2 separate regions of the Homo sapiens genome follow, and region 1 is linked to region 2. A link is a loop called in an ENCODE intact Hi-C map of the cell type or tissue named here. Cell type or tissue: B cell. All regions are shown on one strand. Each heading gives the region's core, and the rest is flanking DNA. Links, peaks and the distances in the headings are about the cores only.

The links. A loop is a pair of places that touch in the nucleus more often than their neighbours do. Peaks named below come from ENCODE experiments on the same cell type or tissue, not always from the same donor. Only the 100,000 strongest peaks of a DNase experiment are listed, where the experiment ranks them.
Region 1: it touches region 2 in a loop (9-fold over the local background); 55 of 110 quality-filtered maps call a loop at or near these places.

Annotation. Positions count from the first base shown.
Region 1 is chr3:31,762,215-31,778,866 of GRCh38, forward strand. The region is part of intron 4 of OSBPL10 (oxysterol binding protein like 10); the gene reads right to left. Among named protein-coding and RNA genes, the nearest start is that of OSBPL10-AS1, 66 kb to the left of the region's middle. In B cell, for the core only: a CTCF peak has its summit at 6,735 (motif pointing left); a DNase peak (open chromatin) is centred at 6,727; H3K27ac peaks cover 614 bases.
Region 2 is chr3:31,546,479-31,554,478 of GRCh38, forward strand. All of the region lies in intron 1 of STT3B (STT3 oligosaccharyltransferase complex catalytic subunit B), which reads left to right. Among named protein-coding and RNA genes, the nearest start is that of STT3B, 18 kb to the left of the region's middle. RefSeq lists an enhancer at 957-1,126. In B cell, for the core only: CTCF peaks have their summits at 4,395 (motif pointing right) and 4,418 (motif pointing right); a DNase peak (open chromatin) is centred at 4,383; H3K27ac peaks cover 569 bases.

The DNA of each region.
Region 1 (16,652 bases), core at 3,479-11,478, 220 kb after region 2:
AGCTCAAGGAAAAAAGCACAGAGTAGTCCTTTGCTGCTTCCCCCACATTTATCTTTCTCTTCTCACTCTTTTCAAAATACTTCCGTTATCAAAGCCATGTCAGTAACAGCCACTACACAAATGATAGAAACAGGGCCATTTCACAAGATGTGTGGCAGGGGCTGAGAAGCGCTGGGCTGCAGTTTATAACAGTGCTTTCACAGTCACAGTCTCTAATCCTCCCAGCTCTGTCTTGGCCACAAGCAAGGCTGGTTACTGTTTTTTTTGTTTTGTTTCGAGACAGGGTCTTGCTCTGTCACCCAGGCTGGAGTACAGTGGCATGATCACGGCTCACTGCAGCCTCACTCTCCCAGGCTGCCACCTCAGCCTCCTGAGTAGTTGGGACTACAGGCCTATGCACAACACCATGCCCAGCATTTTTTTTTTTTTTTTTTTGTAGAGATGGGGTTTCACCAAGTTGCCCAGGCTGGTGTCAAGCTCCTGAGCTCGAGGGATCTTCCTGCCTCAGCCTCCCAAAGTACTGGTATTACAGACATGAGCCACTGCACCCAGCTCCTGATTACCATTATTCTCATTTTACACAATCCTGGGGCTGAAAGAGTAAACCATTTGCCCAAATCATAATTTGCGGATGCGAGGTGTCAGGACTGAAGGATCCACATTTCTGTGCTCCTCACCTCATGACCAGGAAGCATGCAGAACCATTCTGTTCCTACAGATCACAGCACAAAGGCTCACATACACACTCTGATGCTCACCTAGCATGGCCTTCCCCCTAGAAGAAAGAAGACGCTTGGGAGCAAGCTGGCCTATCCACCCGCCAATTCATCCGGAACGGAATGAGAACACACACAGCAAACTCCTCTAGGGTAAAATTCACAGAAAAGAAAACACAATTTATAAGCAAAGACGTAATAAGAAAGGGTAAGGAATTGTTCTGCAAATGGTTTGAAAGTTTCATTCAAGTGTTTACATTTCTGTCAGTTCTCTAATCAGAAATCATTTAACACACATCATATAAAACAAAAAGAAACAAAACCTAAAATGCTGCTTTACTGACTCACTTCAGAAGTCTTCTGATTAATCTACTGTCATTTCTCAGCAAATACTGGATAGTAGATCAGTTTTTTTCTCTGGCAGAACGTAACCTTACAAACTAAGGGTCAACAAGCATGAAATTAAACCATTTTCTTCAGACTGCTTCACCTTTGTTCACTCATACTCCACACACATATCTCAAAGAACCTCTAAGTGTCCAGATATTTAATCTGGATTTTATGGAAATTCTTTTATTTTGCAAGGAGAATAGGATGTCTCTAAGAATTCCTGAAGAATATTCTAATATTCTAACTTGAGCTTGATAGCATATACAAACTGGGCCTTAGCTCTACCCAGTAAACACCTGCCATTCCCTTTTAAAACTTAATTGCTGTTTTTAGATCAAATAGCCACCCAAAGTAGCAGGCAAGAACATGACTACATACTTCTCTTTTCCACCTAGAATTAATTTCACTAGTGCCAATTATTTTCAGGAAAGAAATGCATCTCCAAATGGCACTTGAAAAAAGAAAAAAAACTGGGCAAAAATTTCACACCTCCAGGCAAATCCTTTACATCATTTGAGCTTTAGCAAATGAAACTCTGGAGAGACAAGTGCATTTATCAGGAATCTGCTTCATTAATCTGAAAGGGAAAATTATGTTAAGGAATAAGCCACCATTAATTAACGTTTATTGTATCCCCACTGGGTAAATGACACTGCAGTCACCATTTTACAGAAGAGAGAACACAATTCCTGCACACGAACTGCTTACAATGTAATCCTCAAGGCACACAAATATGACACAGAATAATGATATATAATACACAGTGCTTTGCAAAAGAGCTAACCGCCCTTTGCAGACACCTGCATTTAGAACTGCTTTCTACTCCTTCTCCACACTTCCTCACTGCTCTGAGCATGCACTTTTAAAAAGAGTACATGTAAGAGTATATAGTCCATGATCACTGTTCATATAAACACACAGAATGAACTCACTATAACGAATATAGTTCCACATATATCTCTCTCCACGGCCCAGCCTGCTGGTGGAATCAGTCAATTAATTCACTGCCAAACTCTTTCTGGGCAGGGCCCATAATGTCTTATTCAAAGGAGATGCCTGATGTATGTTTGTTGGGTGGATAAATGGAGGAGAGGGGACGGGAGAGAAGAAATGGGAAGACAGGGCAAGTGAAAGGAAGGGCGATTAAAGGGAGGCAAAACAGGGGAAGAAGAGAAGGGAAGAATAAAGAAAGAGGAACGAAGGAAGAAGGATCGAGTTCCAAAGCTTCTAGAAGTTTTAAGATGCCAGCACGGTTCTCTAGCAAATTTGAGAACTCCTTTTCATTGCCCCTAGTTTGTTGTTACTACTTTCACTCAAGGAATAAAAGATCTTGTCTCTTTTTAGCCTGGGACCTTGAAGCTTCAGGCTTAACCATCATTTCTCTCCAGTACCAATCTCCCAGCAAGGGTGGAGCATTTTAACTGCACATTATATATCTCTGGACACACAATCCCAAATTTCTTAGAGCCTCTAACTTAATCTATATGATCGTGGGATAAAGAAGGCATTATCTGAATGAGTTCCAGGCTCAACTTCCAGTGAAGTCCATGACATGTTTTTCTCCTAGTCAATTTTTATTCCTTCTTCGACCCCGGCTTACAGGTTGTTTTCACCAGATAGCCTTCCATCATCCTCCCAAAAGGCCATGATCCCCATCATCCATAAAACACATCATGGTTGTAATTAACTAACTACTTTTTTTCTTTTTTTTTCTGGAGACAGGGTCTTGCTCTGTCACCCAGGCTGGAGTGCAGCGGCGAGATCATGGCTCACTGCAACCTCTGCCTCCTGGCCTCAGATAGTCCTCCCACCTCAGTCTACCAAGTAGCTGGGATTACAGGCATGTGCCACCATGCCCAACTAATTTTTGTGTTTTGTTTTGTTTTTGTTTTTTTTTTGTAGAGACATGATTTCACCACGTTATCCAGGCTGGTCTAGAACCCCTGAGCAAGTGATCTGCCCACCTCAGCCTCCCAAAGTGCTAGGATTACAGCCATGAGTCACTGTGCCCAGCCTCTACTGATGTGTTATGTTACTAATTTGTTAATTTCTCTTGCCCTTACCAGGCTCTCGGTGCCACTTTGTCTCTTCTGTTCACTGTTGTTTCCCCAAACCTAGGACAAGATGTGGCAAACTGTGGGCAAAAAAATATCAGCTGAAAGCATGAGTGAGTGAGTGAATGAATGAATGAATGAATGAATATACAAAGGAGAGCACCCAGGCATCTCTTTGAGAGCTGGGAAGGGGCTGTTCTCCTCCCTTCGGACAGGTAAGAAGATTGGTCTCAATGCCACTATGAGATGGATCCATTTGAACAAAAACAATGTATACACCCAATCTAAGTGACAGCCAGTGGGACTTTAAAATTAGCAAGTGAAAAAGGAGGTACAATACCATTTCTGGGGATAAGTAGGACCAGGTTTGGGTTTTTTTTCTTGCTCTATCAAGACTGAGAAGTTCAGTAGTCAGGGGACAAGGTTTCATATTTTCCTTGTATACCTCCCAGGGTTTAGTTGATCATGGTCACAGAGAAAGTTTAGTAACAAAGAAGTGAAACCACCCACACTCATGCAAGGAGAAGGGGATTTGTTGCATGGATACAGGAAAGAGTGCCCAGAAACTACTTGAAAGAGCTACTCTTTCTTTCCTTCAGAGATATGGCCGTCTCTTATTTCTCTCTATCCCCTGGTCTCTATGGTCGCTGGTTTTCACACCTTTCTCTCCTCTTCTTGCTCAACTCAACTTCCTCCACTTGCAACAAAGCCCAGCAGAGCCGCTGGAGCCAAATCTACCCAATCCTCTAGTTTCTTCTCCTAATTCAGATGAGAGAAAGTGAGTTTACGTTATTGGCTCTGGGTCACATGCCTGCCTGAGCCCACTCAGCTGACACTGGAGATGTGGAAAACAGTGGCCATGTGACACACCATGTGGACACAGATCCCCCACTTCAACATAGGGTCTTCCCTCTGCCCACTGCTCTGTGATGTTTGGCCCAATGTAGTTTTTTTGTTTTTTTGTTTTTTTTTGTTTTTTTTTTGAGACACGGTCTCACTTCATCACCACCCAAGCTAGAGTGCAGTGGCACAATCATTGCTCATTGCAGACTCAACCTCCAGGACTCAGATGATCCTCTGAGCTCAGCTTCCCAAGTAGCTGGGAGTATAGGCTCACACCATGACACCCAGATAATTTTTATTTTGGTAGAGATGGGGTCTCATTATGTTGCCCAGGCTGGTCTTGAACTCCTAGCCTCAAGCAATCTTCCTCCTCAGCCCCTCAAATTGCTGGGATTACAGGTATGAGCCACTGTGCTGGCCCCAGTGTAGAATTCTGACATTCATGAGCTATAAGGATACATACTATTTACAAATACTTTTAAAACTCACTTCACAAGATTTGTAGGTCAACTGGAACATCAGTTAAGGCTTTTATCCAAGACAATTAATCAAATAATGGAGCATTTCTCTAAACTTAATGCTGGCATGACATGAATGCCAGGTTACAAAGCTTCCTGTCAGAGGGCCTGAAAGTGTACTAACTTCTTATAAATGCCTGTGATAAACACCCAGCTGTAACCAAGCCCAGAACACCCCACCTCCTCTTTCTTTCATTTGCAGTACAATCTCATAATGAAAAGCCAATAGAATCTGCCAGGTTATAGAGGAGATTAAAAAGAGATGAGGGCTCAATCCACAGTCCTCTCTAAGCTTAGCCTTTCCCTGGTGATTCCTAAGTCTAGAAAACAACCCAATTAGCTACGTTATACTACTTTTTCATATCAGGTCTGGAGGGCTATACTTTCATTAACTTTGTGGAAATTAAAATTACCACTGAGGAGCTCTGGATTTTGCTACAATATTAGCCAATTCTCTCTTTCAAGAGCCCTCTTGTGTTTTGCTCATGCAGTTGTGATTAAAACAGTTCCCTCTGTTCATGGGAATAAGTTCTTCTCCCACGACCATCACTAAGCCAGTGAGAAAAAAACTCAACTGTGGTCCCTGCAATAACCACTTGGAAAGTACAGGATCTAAAAAATATAATTGTGTGTAATTCTCACAAACGGTGGCTTTGTATCTTGTCCCTGCCTCCTCATAAATACACTACCTACTTGGGCAACATGACACCTCTTGAATTCCTGTCAGGTTACATCTGCCTAGAAAGCTTTTCCTCCCCATCTCTCATGGTCAAAGTCCTACCAGGCTTCCAATGCCCTTCCTCAGTTCTTCATGAAGCCTTCCTTATCTCCCACTTAGAAGTCCCCGTGCCCCAAGTCTCTCAGAGCCCTCCCGTGAGCACTTGCCCTTCTCTTCTGTAAGGCCTTGAGGTCTGGGGAGCAGGCCCATGTCCCCACTCCCATAGCACCTGGCTAGTGCAAGGTGACCCTAATTAAGTGTTAAATGAACCACTGAATGCACCCTTCAGGCTCTGGGTCTAGCCTCAGACTTCAGATTTGTTTCTTCCAGGTGAAAATGCTCTGCTTCAGTTATCACAATTGTGTCAGTAGTCGGGGCTGTCACAAGGCGAACCTCAAAATTTGGGTTCAGCCTGGGAGGTCACATGGGTCGTTGGCTTCATGTAGAAAGGAATTCAAAAGCCAGCCTACAGAGTAAAGTAAAAGCAAGTTTATTAAGAAAGTAAAGGAGTAAAGGATACTCGATAGAGCAGCCCTGAGGACTACTGGTTGGCTATTTTTATGGTTATTTCTTGATCGTGCGCTAAAAAAGAGACAGATTGTTCATGAGTTTTCCGGGAAAGGGGTGGGGAATTCCCAGAACTGAGGGTTCCTCCTCCTTTTAGGCCATATAGGGTAGTTTCCAGACATTGCCATGGTATTTGTAAACTGTCATGGCGCTGGTGGGAGTGTCTCTTAGCATGTTAATGCATTATAATTAGCATATGACCAGTAGTGAGGACCACGAGAGGTCACGTTCATGGCCCCCTTGGTTTTGGTAGGCATCTCTTTTTATCAGGGGAGGTTTTTGCGACCCATACCTTGCAAAACCAGTCCTACCAAACTCCTATCTCAGGGCTGCCCAATTTTTGGCTAATCTGACCATTTATAGAAGGAAAATGCATTTTCTCCTTCAGTTCAGAAAATAATTAGAAATTGTCTCCCTTTAGACTTATCTGTGTACTATTAATTCACCACCTTTAAACGAAGCTTTTAGAAAATGTGTAATATTAGTACTCTTGCAGATATTTTTTCAGATTTCCCAGATGTAAAATAAACACATGTAATTCTTTCCACACTACAACATAAATACATATTTCACTCCAGGGATAAATTGGCCTATGTTCATGTAAATTTAGTAGCAATAAAAGGTAACCGGCAGCCTGAGGAAATGCTCACTGGCTCCCTTCCTAGGCTTCTGACTGTATACTTCACCCTCTGTGCCACCCCAACGCATCAGGAACCCAAACCTACATACACCTCTAAACAAGGCAATTCCTCTAGTTAAAACAATAATATTGCTTCGAATTGAAATATATGCTAGATTTTAATCAAGCTCCATTTATTTCACAAACAATTTCCTCAGCATTCACATTGGGTAGGTATTACCCCTTAAAGGGTCTTAGAGCTCTGAAAAGTTAATCTGAAGAACAATGACCATTTTTGCCCATTCCATTGCTGCCCCCTGCTGACAAAAGAATGGACACCTTTGGCAGACACTGCACTTTCCTGAGAAGACGGCAGCCGCGGAAAAATAAGCCAACTGAACTACTGAGTGCCAAGCCCCATGGAAAATAAGAAAGGGGCCCTTAAGAAGTGGTACCCAAATGGTCTTAAGAATGAACAGAGGAGACAAAACATGCAAGCATGAAATAATCAAAGAACAGACGGCTGGGCACGGTGGCTCAAGCCTGTAATCCCAGCACTTTGGGAGGCCGAGGCGGGCAGATCACCTGAGGTCGAGAGTTTGAGACCAGCCTGACCAACATGGAGAAACCCCGTCTCTACTAAAAAACACAAAAAATTAGCCAGGTGTGGTGGTGCACACCTGTAATCCCAGCTACTCTGGATGCTGAATCAGCAGAATTGTTTGAACCCGGGAGACAGAGGTTGCAGTGAGCCGAGATCACGCCACTGCACTCCAGCCTGGGCAACAAGAGCAAAACTCCATCTCAAAAAAAAAAAAACAAAAAAAAAACAAAAAAAAACAGAATAAAAATATATTTTATTAAAAATATATTTTTATATTATAACTCATTATAAAAATATATTTTATTAAAAATATATTTTTATATTATAACTCATTATAAAAATATATTTTATTAAAAATATATTTTTATATTATAACTCATTATAAAAATATATGAGTTAGACTGTAGCTGTGCAGACTACAGGATTTGGGAAAAGGAGAGGCAGATGAAGATGGAGACGCCATATAGGCTGTCAGTTCCCAACCTTTTCACCACTAAGGAACCCCACCTCACCCACTTCTTGCTTTCAGTTATTTGTCTACATAAGAAAACCAGATTTCCCAGCAAATGCTCACTTAACTCCAGCCAAGAGCAAAGAAACAGATAACTGCTTGATTGTAGGTATTTTTAAATGGTGAAAATAGTTCATGGATCCCCTAAGAAGGTTCTGAAATCTATGGACCCTGCAATGCCATCTCAATGGGTTTTTCAAGGGGTTTGGGAATATCCACAAAATATATTTGATGACAAGGTTCTGCCTGTACCTAGAAGCATTTTCCTCCTAAGGAAAGAGTCCTTGACTTTCATTAGATTCTCAAAGAAACTTGTGGTCAAAGATAAAGCAATCAATAAAAAAACCAAAACTTGTAGTCTCAGGGATGTCAGGCAAGGGACTACTGATACAGATAAAGAGAAAAGGTGCAGGGAGCATTTTCCCATTTCTGTCCTGAGAGGCTAATGTTCAGGTTTAAACTGAATTTTAAAATGCCTATTTTTCCTTTCCTCTGGAAAAAAGTTGGGGGACGGGGGTTATACCAACTCTACAATGCTGTTAATGCCATATCATTCCCCATCAACAATTTCAAAGATTAAAAAATAATCGACCCAAATAGCCCATTTCTTAAGCATTTATCCTGTGTGGTCTGTTCTCCTTGATGAACAGGTCATCTCTGTTTGTAAAGCTGGTTTGAGAAACAGGAGTCCATTGTCTGACACTTGCTATGTTTACTATCAGCTAAAATGCCTGTAGGAACTAATTTTGAGGCCTGGCACGGTGGCTCACGCCTATAATCTCAACACTTTGGGAGGCCGAGGTGGGTGGATCATCTGAGCTCAGGAGTTCGAGACCAGCCTGACCAACATGGAGAAACCCCATCTCTACTAAAAATACAAAATTAGCCGGGCATGGAGGTGCATGCCTGTAATCCCAGCTACTTGGGAGGCTGAGGCAGGAGAATCGCTTGAACCCAGGAGGCGGAGGTTGCGGTGAACCAAGATCGCGTCATTGCACTCCAGCCTGGGCAACAAGGGCAAAACTCTGTCTCAAAAAAAAAGAAGGGAACTAGTTTTGAGCTCAGCTTCACGGAAAACTAACAATACATAATAAAATACGAGAAAATACAAGCTCCTACTCAGTTAATTTGTTTACTGGTCGAGGGAGCACCCCATTCTCCCCATTCTAGGAAGTGGCACAGTTTAGTGTCTAGGAGTGTAGGCTGAGGACACCACTTATTAACTGTAATCTTGGGCATGTTTAATCTTCCTTGGCCTCAGTTTCCTTACCTGTAAAATGGGGCTCACAATAGTTCTCATCACATAGGCTTATCATGAGGAATGAATCAGTCCATATACGTGAATCACTCAGAAATGCTGCTAATACACAGCAAGTGTTACGTAAGTGTTTGTGTCTGTTGCTGTCCCTGCTACTACCAGTTATTACCCTGAAGGTTAAATGAGATTACACTCAGAGTGCTTAAAACAGTGACAGGCATGTAGGAAACACTGAATAAATGTTATCACAGATACAGAATTTCTATGCTATTGTGGCAGGCCAGGTCTAACTAACAGCTGAACAGGCAGGCCTCCATGACAACTGTTTCAGCACTAACTGAGTGGGTAAGTTCAATATTAAAAGCTGATAGAGCCAGTGTCCTTATGCAAAGGCTGGAATGTCACAAACACCCACCAAGAGTTTTGCCCAGGCCTTTCCTTGGCTTTGAAGCATGACAAGATAAAGAAGGAATTATTAACAGGACCCATTTAGGATTAAATGAGTTTTATTGGGGGTCTGAAGGAACTCCCCAGACCTCCACAAACAAGTTTTATTGGGGTATAAAGGAACTCCCCAAACCTCCATGATTTAGCAGGAGACAAGACAAAGGTAATCACCCCTGTCACCTGGACCCATCTAGATTAAGTAAATTTACTAAGGCTCCAGAGGAAGGTCTTCAGGACTCGGACCTTAATCACTCATGTCTTTAGATGAATGCACACTTACATGTCGACATATAGCTTAGAAGGTATATACGCTCTGGAAAACTTCGTAATTTTGAGTTGGTCTGACGATATTTTCCCGGCCTTCTCCCTATAACCCGTTACAGAAATCAACTCTCTTCTTTCTCAGTTCCTCTGCATCTTGTTATTGGGCCGCAAGAATAAGCAGCCCAACCCTCAGTTTGGTCCGGGAACACTATGTCATTTTAGCCAGACATCATGAAACATGTTCATTTAAGAAACAATAGATTCAGTGTAAAACATATTACACTTCTCTTGCAGAATCATTTGCCTAGCAGATTTTTTTTAAGTCACCAAATCAGTTACAGCTGATTCTCATTATGCACAGTAGTTATGTTCTATTAAAGTCTCCACAAACACTGAATTAGACAATACTAAACGTTTGCTCCTAGGGAAATACAGGGTTAGGTTACCCCGAACCTCTGGTCACAACATTTTTATCAACCAAAATGCCATTAGCTTTATACAGGTTCAACTGCCAAGGTCCTTATAAAATAAGCCAGTTTTATTAGTATTGAAAACCAGCCGTTCCACATAACCCCTTTCCTTTTTAACATTTAGCAGGTACAGTCAATCCTCATTATTCACAGTTCTGCTTCAAAAAGTCACCACAAATGGTGAATGAGCAAATACTCAACCATTGGGGAAATGTATGTGTGGGTGTTTCTCACAAAGACTATAATCTTAAATGCAAAAACAACTCATCTTGGTGGATTTTATTTTCCATTTTACCAAAGAGAAAATGAGGCCCAAAAGTGGTAAGCCGTTTGCCTGAGGCCACATCAGTAACAGGTGCCAGCACTGGGATTTGAACCCCCTCCAAGGGGCCCCAGAGCTGAGCTTCTTCCACTGCACTGCACTGCCCCTGCCGTCTCTATCCTCTGGTCATCTCCGCATGAAGCTGAAACAAGAAGGCAAAGCCCTGCCTTGTTTGCCCTCTCTGGGAACATGTGCATCCAGAAACACAGTTTTCACCATTCTGTGTGTCTGGAAATGACCACAAAAGCACTGCAAGTATCAATGAAGTTATAAATACATGTTAGGAAGTAGGAGAATTTGCAAATACAGAATCTGTAATGAGGATAGACTGTATTTTTAAAATTCTTTCTCAGATTCTTGATTCTCGGAACCTTCCTCTTCTGTAAATGTAACACTTTTCATGTCATATCGCCTTTCAAAACGTGCAAGCCAGCACTAGCCAAGAAGGGTTTCACATTTCCTGATCCTGGGTAACGTGACCAAACTTTTTTTTTTTTTTTTGGCTTTCAGTCCCATAATGCTGTCCACTATGCTTTAAACAAACAAACTGACAAATAAATAAATAAAAAGTCATCTCTTGAATCCACAAATGTAGCTGTTTTCTATTTTTCCCAAAGTTTCATATGCACTATAGATGTTACTTTAGCACTTTCCAGAGTGGCCTCACATACAGATTGGCAAATTTCCTCTTCCTTTTTTGGATGTACTACATTTTGATTCATTAACATAGAACTCACAGCCAGCTGCACTATAACTCACACGAGCATATCTGACATAAATATTTTCTCTGTAAGGCACATCACAACCTTCCTGCACTCGTCAGCACTACGCCTGGGGGACATTTAAAACAGCAAAATCACCAAGAAAATGCCCAAACATGCAAAAACTGTAAAATGGGGCTCACAATAGTTCTCATCACATAGGCTTATGAGGAATGAATTTGTTAATAAATGTGAATCACTTAGAAATGTTGCTAACACACAGCAAGTGTTACATGTTTGTGCCTATCGTTGTCCCTGCCACACTGACATTTGAAGAAATGAGGGTTGTGGTTGTACAAAAGGTCCCATATTATGGATCTGATTGTCCTTTATGGTGGTGGTTTACTTGCTTCTCCATCCCCTGTATTTTCTGCAAACCAGAAGGTAGGTCTAAAGGTCTGATTCGATTTGGAATAGGAATACTCATGAGTGTGGCTGAGAATGTCATGCTTCATCATGCAGTAGGCACATCAAGTTGTCCCACAGTAGTGACACTCAGTCAGAGACTCGAGTGCAGTGCACACTGCCTGGCATCTCTCTTGAAAGCTTTGTTTTCTCTCATGTAATTAGCAGGTAATCTTTCATACATTACAAATATACATAAAGGCCAGGCGTGGTGGCTCACGCCTGTAATCCCAACACTTTGGGAGGCCGAGGTGGGTGGATCACGAGGTCAGGAGTTCGAGACCAGCCTGACCAACATGGTGAAACCCCGTCTCTACTAAAAATACAAAGATTAGCCGGGCGTGGTGGCACGCGCCTGTAATCCCAGCTACTCAGGAGGTTGAGGCAGGAGAATCGCTTGAACCTGGGAGGCGGAGGTTGCAGTGAGCCGAGATTGCACCACTTCACTCCAGCCTGGGCAACAAGAGCAAAACTCCATCTCAAAAAAAAAAAAAAAAAGAAAGACAGACTGAAAACAGATGATGCTTTTCAGGAGATTCCTTTTAAAAGGGAGCAGAGAAATGACCTATTGTTAGAGGGAGAGTGTGAGGTCAGGTGAGGGGTTTTTCAGATGGAAGAAGTTATAGCTTTGTATGCTAATAGAAAGGATCCAATAAATTGACTTTAGAGGAGTAAGATGGGAGAATTGCCACAACAACGCCCTGGAGCAGGCGAGCGGAGTGTCGAGGCTGGCTGACACAGGTGAAGGTACAGTGTCTAGCAACAGAGGCAGATGGGCAAGTGGAGGGAAGAGATTGTTGGAAGTCCTCTTTTGTTTTCTGTTTTTGTTTTTGTTTTTGTTTTTTGTTTTTGAGACAGTCTTGCTCTGTAGCCCAGGCTGGAGTGCAATGGTGAGATCTTGGCTCACTGCTACCTCTGCCTCCCAGGTTCAAGCGATTCTCCTGCCTCAGCTTCTCGAGTAGCTGGGATTACAGGCACCCACCACCACACCTGGCTAATTTTTGTATTTTTAGTAGAGACAGTGTTTCACCATGTTGTCCAGGCTGGTCTCGCACTCCTGACCTCATGATGGGACCGCCTCAGCCTCCCAAAGTGCTGGGATTACAGGCATGAGCCACTGCTCCTGGCCAGAAGTCCTCTTTTGATTGCTTTTGTTCTCAGTGACACAAGAAGCCAGGTCATTACTTAAGAATGGAGATTGAGAGCTGAGTGTGGTGGCTCATGCCTGTAATCCCAGCACTTTGGGAGGCTGAGGTGGGTGGATCACCTGAGGTCAGGAGTTCGAGACCAGCCTGGCCAACATGGTGAAACCCTGTTTCTACAAAAAGTACAAAAATTAGCCGGGAATGGTGGCATGTGCCTGTAATCCCAGCTACTCAGTGGGGGTGGCTGAGGCAGGAGAATCGTTTGAACTCAAGAGGCAGAGGTTGCAGTGAGCCAAGATCATGCCACTGCACTCCAGCCTGGGTGACAGAGTGAGACTCTCTCTCTCCAAAAAAAGAATGGAGCTGTGGAAGGAAGTGCTAGAGGTTCAGGGATTTAAAAAAGAGTTTGCCCCGTGAGTACAGCCAAGTGAGAATGGGCAACAGATCTGAGGGAACATGCAAAGGACTGCTTCCACTGAGAACCATGGAACCCAAGCTGATTCAGGAGGAAAACAGAAACATGCAGAGAAGGGTTTCCAGGGGAAAGAGGATAGGACTCTAGAGGGGTAAAAAGCTGTTGGAGTCCAGGATCAAGGTGCCACCTGGAGAAACCTAGGAAAAGAAGGGATGGTTAAGGAAGTGGATGCCTTGAAACAGATCATGAAGGAGTTGAAATTTTTAGTAATGTTAAAGTCACAGGTCTGAGCGTGGGAGGGAGTGAGTGAGACGGCAGAGGTCAGGGAATTGAAAGCATCATCTATGTGGATGCTGAAATCACCAAAATTATGATAGGGCACTGCTGGAGGGAGTGATGGTGACTCACAAACTCAAACTGTCAAGGGATGAAGGAGGGACGGTGGGGAACACAGTGTGACGATGACAGGAGACTCAAAGGTAGATGCCTGTAGGGAAGGAGAGGTAAGAGTAATCTGGAATGACAGAGAAGAAAAAGAGGCCACTTACTCCATTTCCAGGCCTTGGAGGAGCGGGAGAGAGAATGCTGCCACCATGTAAGAGGGCTATGGGAGAGAACCAGGTTCCAGTTAGAGAACAAGGTGAAGAAATCATTTAGAGAACAGGTTGAGGATGTAGGGGATTATATCGCTGATGCAATATGAATTCCAAGGAGCACAATGAAAGGGTCTCAGGAGTTGAAGGATGGGGCAAAAACAACAATACAGAGGCACGTGGGGTTGCAAGTCAGGAGGGTGCAATGATCTGGGAATTCTGGGTTTCCTGTGATGGCTGCCACCTTCTGATTAAAGAGCATAATGAGATTAGACTCAATGGTATCAAGCAGAGAGTAGTGGCAAAACTGTGTGTCAGGTCTTAAAATTGAGATTAATTACATATAAAAGTCAAGCAATTATGCAACAAGCACACGAAAAAAATGCCCAACATCATTACTCATGAGGGATGTGCAAATCAAAACCAGGTACCGTTTCACAACCACTAGGATGGCTGTCATTAAAAAAGGAGAAAATTTTTAAAAGCTGGCAAGAATGTGGAGGAATTGGAACCTTCTTATACCGTTGGTGAGAATGTAAAATGGCACAGCTTGCTACGAAAAACAGTTGGGCAGTTCCTCAAAAAGTTAAACATAAAATTACCATATGACCCAGAAATTTCTAACCCCAAATAAATGAACACTGGTACCTAAACAAATATAAGCTCACAAATGTTCACAGCAGCACTATTCACAATAGCCAAAGGTGGAAGCAGCCCAAATGTCCACCAACAGATGAATGGATAAATGTGGTATATCCACACAATGGAATCTTATCCACATACAAAAAGGAATGAAATACTAGTACATGCTACAAAATGGATAAACTTCAAAAACATTGTAAGTGAAAGGAGACATAAAAAGTCATAAATTCTATGATTCCATTTACATGAAATATTCAGAAGAGGCAAATCCACAGAACCATGATTGGTTGTTGCCCAGGGCTGGGGGGAGGAGGGAAGGGAGGGCTGACTGCTACACAGGTATGGAGTATTTTCTTGGGGTGATGAAAATGCTTTGGAACTAGATAGAAGTGGCAGTTTCACAACACTGTGAATACACTAACAGCCATGGAATTGTTCACTTTAAAATGGTTAATATTTTAGGGAATTTCACCTCAATAAAACAATTTTTAAAAAATGTTTACAAAGAGAAAAAAAAATCAAGAAATTCTTTACCCATCTCAAGATCAGACAACCTTTAATCCTACACTAAAAGATTTAAATGTTGTTTACTATAAAAGTCATGCAATTATCAATGGAGTTTGCAACTAGGTTTTCTAAACACATAAAGCCTTCTGAAAACTTTCATTTAAAACTCACATTGTGAAGGGACTCCTGCAGCACTGAACAGCACATCAGATGACATGCCCCTGGCTCATCTTTGCCCAGCTCTGGATCACAGGAAATAATGAACAGCAGTGACTAAGCTTAACCTTATTTTCTAATTTGTTGTTAAAACATAATACACTTTTCAAGGCCCAGTAATTTTTTTTTTCATCTTTAGATAAGAGAGCCACTCTTTTTGAGGTGTGTGAGTGACTCGCTATTGTCCCCCTAGCCTGCTGGTTACTAAAGAGTATTTGACTCAGTAGACAATACAGGAAGTGCTAATGTCCCTTTCTCTGCAAGAGTGTACAGCACAGGACTGGGTTCAAGATGGCAGACAGGAGATAGGACTGACATGCAGCTCCCACTTAGATGATGGAACAGTGTGTGGAGACTCACAGTGTGGACTTTTGTTCCAGGAACCATTGTGAAAGTGTACTAGGAAAATCAAAAGAATTCACAGATCCTTTGAAAAACGTGGCCACTCTCCTTGCAGGCCACTGCAAATTCCACAAGACAAGCTAAAAACTGAGTTCCCAAAGTGTGAGGGGAGAAACCTGCCTCCAAACACATGTCTCCACTGGGGAATCCAAAAATCCAGATTACAGGAAAAGGATTTAACCTTACCTAGAGCTGAAATGGATTTAGCATGAAATATAAAATTACAAGCAGCAGTGAGAAGAGCCTTTTAGGCACTCCCATTCTCCAGCTCAAGCCCAGGGAAGCCATGCCTGACAATGTCTCACAGGGGCACTTGGGGAAGGCAGCAGGTGGAATCTGGGAAAGGTTGCAGGGTGAAAGAAGCTTCCAGCTGAACTTTGTAATGATTTTGACTGGACATAAACTCTCTTGAGCAGAATCTGGGGGCAAACAGGAAATGCTGGAGGAAGGACAGCAGAGTCACAGTGGACAGTATGGGCAGATGGGGAAGGGTGGGGCCTGAAAGCCATGGTTGCTTTCTCAGTGGGGAAATTTATAGCCTGGGGCTAGGTCTGAGTCCTGCTGCCTGGAGATAAACTCAGTGCTATTAGCAAGACTGGCCTTGCCAACTGTGTGGGAACTGGGTGAAGCCTATTGCTACCAGCTTTCCCCCACATCCCTAGTGACAGAGGCAGCCATAATCCCCTCTGGAACATAACCCTATTGGCCTGATAACTACCCCCATCCTCCACAGTGGCCGTGGCAAGCCCTGCCCAAGGAGAGTCTGAGCTCAGACCCGCCTAACCCTGCCTGCCTCCACCTGATGGTGTTTCTCTGAAATAGATAGTTTCAAAAATAGAATTGAAGAAGTAGAGGAACTTCAGAGCTCTAAGACAAGGCCTTTGAATTAACCTAATCAGGCAAAGACAAAAAAGAATTTTAAAAAATGAACAAAGACTCCAAGAAATTTGGGATTATGTTAAATAGCCACACCTAAGAATAACTGGTGTTCCTGAGAAAGAACAAAAATCTAAACATTTGGAAAACTTATTTGAGGCAATAATCGAGAAAAACTTGCCTAGCCTTGCAAGAGATCTAGACATCCAAATACAAGAAGCCCAAAGAACACCTGGGAAATTCATTGCAAAAAAATAATAATAATAATCACTGAGGCCCACAGTCATCAGGTTATCTAGAGTCAAGACAAAGGAAAGAATCTTAACAGCTGTGAGGCAAAAGCATCAGGTAACCTATAAAGGAAAACCTATCAGATTAACAGCAGATTT
Region 2 (8,000 bases), core at 1-8,000:
GGGGAGAAAGCTGCCAGGTCAACTAAGGGTTAAGCTTGGAATAGACACAAGTAACTTCAGCTATATTTTGTTGTTCTCAAAATACACACAGACCTAGCTCAATGTTGAGAGGAGATGCATATACAGGTAGGGGCAGAATTGTTTAAGGTCATCTTTGGAAACACTTACCACAATGTGTTTATCATTTTTATCTCCCGTAAAATATCTGTTCATGTCTCTCCCAAAGTTTTAGACTGGGTTGTTTAGTCTCACTAATTTAGTAGGAGGTTATATGTATATGTATTTTGCATCCTAAGTCTGGGTTAAATTTGTTGCAGATATCTTATTCCAGTTTGTGCCTAATTGGTCCTTAAAGCAATCCTATTAGATATTTTATTGCCCCCATTTTACAGATGAGAGAGTACTGCTTAGTATGTTAAAAGGAAAGGCCTTGAAGTCAGCCTCCAGGGTGACATTTTTGTTACAAAGAATAGCATTTGCAAAGGTGTACAATTATGAATCAGCATGATGCTTTGCTCAACCTACCTGTTGTACCCCTTCCCCTCCAAATAATTGAGGCTTGGAAGAATTTACAAGTATTTTTATTTACTTATAAATTTTTATGTAACTGTGACTTTTGCTATGAGTGGACTGAGGACGTTTGATGTGAGAGGACTTGCCTGGAGTGACAGAGTAGGCAGTAAGTTCAGCCCCAAGTTCTTTCTAGTCTTATCTGCCCTCCTTATTCCTCAATTTTTTTTCCCTAAATTATTCGTTTGGATCAACCAGGTTCTGCCAGCATATTCAAAATCCATCTTAAATGTAGTGGCGAAATATTTTGCAAAATTATAATAGAAGCCAGAGATTTATAATTAATATTCAAATGTTTGCATTATATACTTTAAAAAGAACATTGCAGGTCGGGTGCGGTGGCTCACACCTGTCATTTCCACACTTTGGGAGGATCACTTGAGGTCAGGAGTTCGAGACCAGTCTGGCCAATATGGTGAAACCCCGTCTCTACTAAAAATACAAAAAATCAGCCGGGCATGGTGGTGCATGCCTGTAATCCCAGCTACTCGAGAGGCTGAGTCACAATAATTGCATGAACCCTGGAGGCGGAAGTTGCAGTGAGCTGAGATCGTGCCACTGCACTCCAACCTGCATGACAGAACGAGAGTCCATCTCAGAAGAACGCTGTAGGCACGCATCAAGTACAACTCAGTTGGTTTAAACTGAAATGCCACAGAACAATTCTGAATTCCAAAATGCAAAGCTTTGGATAAAACAGCCTGAACAAGTACAAAAAGACAATAAATTTGTAGACACTTCTTCCCAACCTTCAAATTAGGAAGATTTGTTCTGTGTAAAAGTATAGTTTCTGATCCTTAAAATTCTATGTGTTGAAGGCACCTCAGCATATCTCTGCAGTGTAAAAGCAGTGCTTCAGGCAGCATGACTTATTTTCATGTCACCTCAGATTTCTTGGATCTAATATTCAAAGACAGAGTGGAAATAATAATACTTAGTGGAAGGATTCTTGGACATGTAATGAAATGCAGAGCATCTTGAGACTTTTGACCAAGTAATGTTTGGTCATTTACCTTCCTGTTTGGTTGGAACAGGAGTGGTGATTCCAGCCATTGCATGATTGAGCCTCATTTGTTTTTATTCTTTCCTGCCCCGAATTCTTCCATTTTAAGTGTCTTAAAGAGGTAGTTATTCTTGCCTAAGAAGTAAACTAAAGTATAACATATTTGCTATAATAATGCTGATATAATGTTACTGTGATAAAGTATAAGTGTCAAGTAGTTTGGCAAAAAGATTTCACCAGGTTGAGCATAGTAACACAGGGAAAATGAGCCATTTAAAACAGGGAAAAAAAATGTTTCTGTGAAACCGGGGAGAAAAAAACAGCCATTTTTTTCCCTGTTTTACAAATGACTCATTTGTAAAATAGGGAACAAAATGAGCCCATTTAAAATTTAATAAATGTATTTTTAACATTTGTATTCTCAAAATAAATTTTAAAATAGAGTATACCAAACATGCTATTCTCTGAGGAGTTTAATGCATGTTATTATTTTACAGAAATTTAAGTTATTTTAAATATGTTAAGGATGGTAAAGCTTCCCTATAGTTCAGTATTGACCACCTCTCCTCAACCTGTCTCTAAAGGTAGGAGAAAACTGATTTATTCTCCTTGTATTCTCTTCTTTCTCTGCTCCGTCATTAGTTTGCTGATATTTTCTGTTCGGAAAGGGGGTGAAGAACCTTCCCCCCTTTGAGGGAGATAAGTTTTGGTTTCCCTGTAATATGGAACAAACTTCATACCTGGCGAGCACAAAGAAATTATTATTTTGCCAAAGTATGTTCTGCAGACCACATATTCCAGAAATTACACTTCTAAGCAAAATAATCTTTGATAATTTGAATTTGGGAAAAAAACTGCTTACTACATTCTTTGATACTGATATGCAATACACATTACCATGTTACAGTCTTAAGAAGTTGTTCAGTTAACTGTTAATTTTATTTAATCTGGTATTTACCGTATTTAATTTATGAATCACTGTAAGATTTTAATTTTTTTTTAATTAATGTTCCATGCAATTCATGGAAAAGACTGATGTAGATGTTTTATTTGATAGATGAGGAGCCTGAGGCCTAAGGCTAAGTAACTTTACCAAAGTCGTAGAGATAATAAAACTAGGACTGACTTTCTTCAGTGTTTTAAATCTTTTTATTTGTTTATTTGAATTACTGCATTAGGAACAAGTATATCCACATTAGGAACATACTTTTTTTTTCAAATGGGACAGTTGAGTATCTGCTCATTGATAGCATCCCCCCTGATTCTCCTGATTTGTCTTGGTGACTAAGTTGAGTATTATACCACTAACTTCTATGATAGTTAAGTTCTCAGGCCTGTATACATTGCTTATTTTGAGTGATTGTTTTATTTTAGTTTACCTTGTGCTGTTGCTTTCCACCGAGACTGTCCTCAGAAAGTTGGTCATTTTGCTTATGAGTTTATTAGTTGTCCAACCACTTTGGCTCTTTCATCACACCAACTTGTGGGCCATGGGATATTATTACTATGGATAATGCTTGTTAGTTATACATTTTATATTTATAGTATATGACTATGGGTCTGACTTAAACGTGTATTATGTATTTCTATATCTAATAATTGTTAGAAATCCTCTTTATATAGTATAATGCATAATCATATGTCTAATTTAGATAATATCTAGTAACAATAAAGAAATGTAAATATAACATGTTTACATATAATATTTATTGGAGATTTGTTTCTATAATATATGAATAGTTATGCCGGACTTAAATATATGTTATACACGTTGTGCGTGCGTTATATAAAGAGAAAGAACACTTGTGCCCATCCCTTCTGCCTACATTATTTAGATTTCCATCTCTATTGGGCTTAGCTGAGCAAAGTGTCACCGGATAGTTTTAATTGATCAAATATACTATTTTGTATGTGATCTTAGATTTTTTTTTCAGATTTTTTTAGTGCCATTAAAATGCTCTAACAGCCTCTTATTTTGTTGTAATTTTTTTTGTTGTCAGTTGCTTTTTCTTTTTTCCAATTAGTTTAGTAAATGTCCTTTATAAATCAGAATAGACCCTCCTTTTTCAAATGGATACTGATAAAAATTGACAGCTGTCACTGCCAGTTAAGGCAGAAATTAAGAGATGGTACTAAAATAGGAATCCTGTTTTCAGTTAATGTGTGTTTAAAAGTTTTGCCCTGTGTGTTCTTTTTTGATTTGCACATGCATCTGACTTTAAATTGGAAGATGCAGAGTAGCTCTAAGGAGTCTTCAAGACATTTTTGCAGCCTTTAAACAACCTTTGGTTTTCTCTCTGTGTTGCTCAAAGTAGAGAGACAGGTACTTTGTTATCTGAAGCTTATGACATGCTCTCTGCTTCAATCAAAATGACCACCCATCAGTTGCAAGAGCAGAGAGAGAGGTTTGTGAGAGTAGTCTGAGATCCAGTTGCAACTGTACAGTGTCACATTTATGGTGGTATGACATTTGTGAGTCTTTCCCTTCAGAGTTAACCTAGTAAAAAAAGTTATTCTCATATATCATTAGTAATCCTTATGAATTTCTATCATTGTTTTCCTGCTGTTACTTAAACACTGATAGGAATTTATGTAATCATATTAGGCTTGAGCATAACTCTCTCATGAGTTTCCATATTTTAAGTTATAAAATTGGCTATGTTTAATGTGATTATCTAGACAGTGCTCGTGTGTATCACTTGGTGAGATTGAATTTAGGCTGTTTTTTTCGTTCTATTGAAGGGGGATTTTTTTTTTCCATGTGTTACTTTTAATAGAGTTCATCAGTCTGGCATCCTTTTGTTTTTGATCCTGCCACTAGATGGCAGGAGCAATAAAAGGTAGATTGAAATGCCAACTTTAGTTGGCCTTAGCTGCTTTGTACTTTACCTTGGTTGTTCTCTGTCCCTATTAGTGCTGAATTTTGGGTATATATGAAGTGTTGCAAATAGTGGTACTTAGTCCTATAAGAAAGATCTGGTACCTTATATAGCCTGAGAGGGCCTACTAATAGGGTAAAGGAGAAAGAATAGAATAATCCTTGAGGTGTTCTAACACTTTGTCTTTTGCCTTTTACTTTTCTATTTTTCTTCTCCCTTTGTTGAATTGTACTCCTTTCCTTTATTTCCTGATTGTGGTTTTTGGGTGTTTTTTGTTTGTTTGTTTGTTTGTTTGTTTGGTTTTTGATAGGGTCTTGTTCTGTCACCCACAGTGGAGTGCAGTGGTGTCATCTCGGCTCACTACAACCTCCGCCTCCCAGGCTCAAATGATCCTCCCACCTTAGCCTCTCAAGTAGCTGGCACTACATGCGCATGCCACCACGCCTGGCTAATTTTGAAAAATTTCTGGTAGAGACAGGTTTTGCCATGTTGCCCAGGCTGGTCTTGAACTCCTGGGCTCAAGTGATCCACCCACCTTGGCCTCTCAGAGTGCTGGGATTACCTGCATGAGCCACTGTGCCTGGCCTCTTTCCTGATTCTTTTATGCTTACGTTAGCATCCATAATTGGTCATTTCTGTTGGTGGTACTAGTCGCTTTCTCATTTACCGTTCCCACGAATACATGTTAACTTGGCCAGTTTTGGTAGTCGTATGTGTAACAACAAACTGTTATAGGTGGCTTTGTAAATCTTTACAGAAAGGGTTATTTTCAAGAGAGCCTGTTAATTGATAGTCTTTGAAGAACAGAGTGATAGACAGAGTCTAGGGTGATGGGATGTTGCTTCCGTGATTATGTGACGTTGTGTAAAACTTTGTCTTACCAGTAGACTTGCACCAGAGACTCCTTGCTGGCATTATAAGATAAGCAGCCCTGTTAGGGAAGCCTATGTGGCAAGGAACTACTAACAGCCTCTATGATGTTTCCACCAACAGCCAGGAAGAAACCAGGGCCCCTCAGTCCTATAACCTCAAGGAAGTGAATTCTGCTAGAAGCCTGAGTGAGCTTGGAAGCAGATTATTTCCCTAATTTAGCCTCCACATAAGAACCCAACCCTGGTGACATCCTGATGTCAACCTTGTGCGACCCTAAACAGAAGATCCAGCTAAACTGTGCCTAGATTCCTGACCCATGAAGCTATGATAGAATTAGTATATGTTGGTTTAAGCCACTGAGTTTGTTTAAAATTGCTGTATAAGCAATAGGAAACTAATACAAATACCCTTCGTAAACCTTTCTTTCCATCTCTGAATGTTACTACCTAACTTCTCTCTGATCTCATGTAATCAAAAAATATTGATTGAATACCTCTTACTTGCCAGGGACTATGGCTACAGTAGTGTGAACCCAAATAGACATGATTCTAGTTTAGTGAGGGAGTTAGACTTGAACCAGTAAGAATGACCAATGCTGTCAAGGAACATGATACAATGAGAGCTTATAATAGGGAGATAAACTAAACACATTGTCTTTTTAGGAATCCTTATTTGACTTTTAAAAACTTATACTTACTACATTGCTTTCTTACCTTTTTTTTTAAAGCATATTTCTGCCATCACAAAACTTGTTCTATCTTTATTTTCTGTTAGCATTATGAAAACTACCTATGTGTATTTTTTAACCCTTACGAGTGTTCTTTCCTCTCTCAAGAACACTTCTCCTCTTTTCCTGCCTTTTTGCTCAATAATTCATCCAGGTTTAAGTTAGATGTCAGTTGTAGAAGCCATCCACGAGTCCTTTGGACAGTAAGCTTTGTGAGGACAGGTCCGTCCTGTTTGCTAGTATCTTTAGCACCCAGTGTGATACATAAGATAGGCTCTTAAAACCAAATAAGGCCGGGCACGGTGGCTCACGCCTGTAATCCCAGCACTTTGGGAGGCCGAGACGGGCGGATCACGAGGTCAGGAGATCGAGACCATCCTGGCTAACACGGTGAAACCCCGTCTCTACTAAAAATACAAAAATTAGCCGGGCATGGTGGCGCGTGCCTGTAGTCCCAGCTACACGGGAGGCTGAGGCAGGAGAATGGCGTGAACCCGGGAGGCGGAGCTTGCAGTGAGTCGAGATCGCGCCACTGCACTCCAGCCTGGGCGACAGAGCGAAACTCCGTCTCAAAAAAAAAAAAAAAAAACCAAATAAAACTTGATAGGGAGGAACTGGAACTCCTGTACATTGCTGATGGGAGTGTAAATGGTAACTATTTTGGAGAACTGTTTAGTATTTCTTAAATACGTGTCTACTATATAACTTTGGAGTGGAATTGCTAAGTATTCACCCAAAGAAGTGAAAACCTGTGTCCTTAAAAAAGGCTTTTACAAGAATGCTTGTTCATATTTTATAAGAATGAATGTACAGCCTTATTATTTCCTCCCCCGGAAACAACCCAAATGCCCTTCAGAAGGGGAATGGATTGTAGTATGCATTAAATGGAATACTACTCAGCAGTAAAAAAGAATAAACTGTTGGTATATGAATATATCTCAAAAACATGTTAAATGAAAGAAGCCTGATTCACCTTTTTAAAAAGTAGAATTACGATTATTCCATTTATCTGAAATCCGAGAACAAACATAATGAATCTATGGTGAAAGAAGTCAAAGTATGCTTGGAAAGAAGTGCCTAAAGGTGCATGTGGGAACTTTCATCATGAGGGTGATGTTATGCATACAGTTGTCAAACCTCATCTAATGAAACATGTCAATTGGTGTATTTTAAAGCATCTAAATTATACTTTAGATTTTAAAAATGAAAAAAAATGAGCGAAGAAGGTATCCTTTAGTACCCCCTGGGTTCTCTGCTTAATTATATTTTCTTGTTGCCTCTTCCTCCTGTGAGATTGTCAGCTCTGTGAGGTCAGGGACCAAGTTTGCCTGTGGTTCTTAGAATTGTGTACTTGTATGCAGAATGCCCAAGTTTATTGGCCCTGAAGTGAATAGTTATTTGAGATCTATAATCTATTCATAGATTATATCCATATTTTATGGCTGCATTTTTAAGAAAAATATTTGCATTATTACAGAATCTTACATTCAGTGTTTTTCTTTATGTAGCTTCTAGCTTTTTCTGTTCTAGGATTCACAAAAGACATCTGTTTAAGTGTTGGTAGAGTAGTCTTGCTCCAACTACAATTTTGCCAACCACAGTTTGAGATAGCACAGTGCTATATTTGTAAACCAAAGTTTAAAAATCAGATTTTAAGAAACAAATTGTGGTTTATTTTATTCTCCTTAAAAAAATGAAAACTCAATATTAATCTTGTTTTCTTGTGAATCCCTTCCTGCCAGTTCTTAACTTTTTGAGCCAATGGAAAAAATGAGCCTTGGTCATTTAATCTTTTTGATCAAAAGCCCTTAAACACCAGAGTAATTTGAAAAAGAACCAGGTGGTTACATAGCTTTTTGTCTAACTAGTACTATCTCTCGTTGTTGTTGTTTGTTTTTGTTTTGCTGTTTTGTTTTCCCTGATGAAAATAATACTAAATTTTAAATGA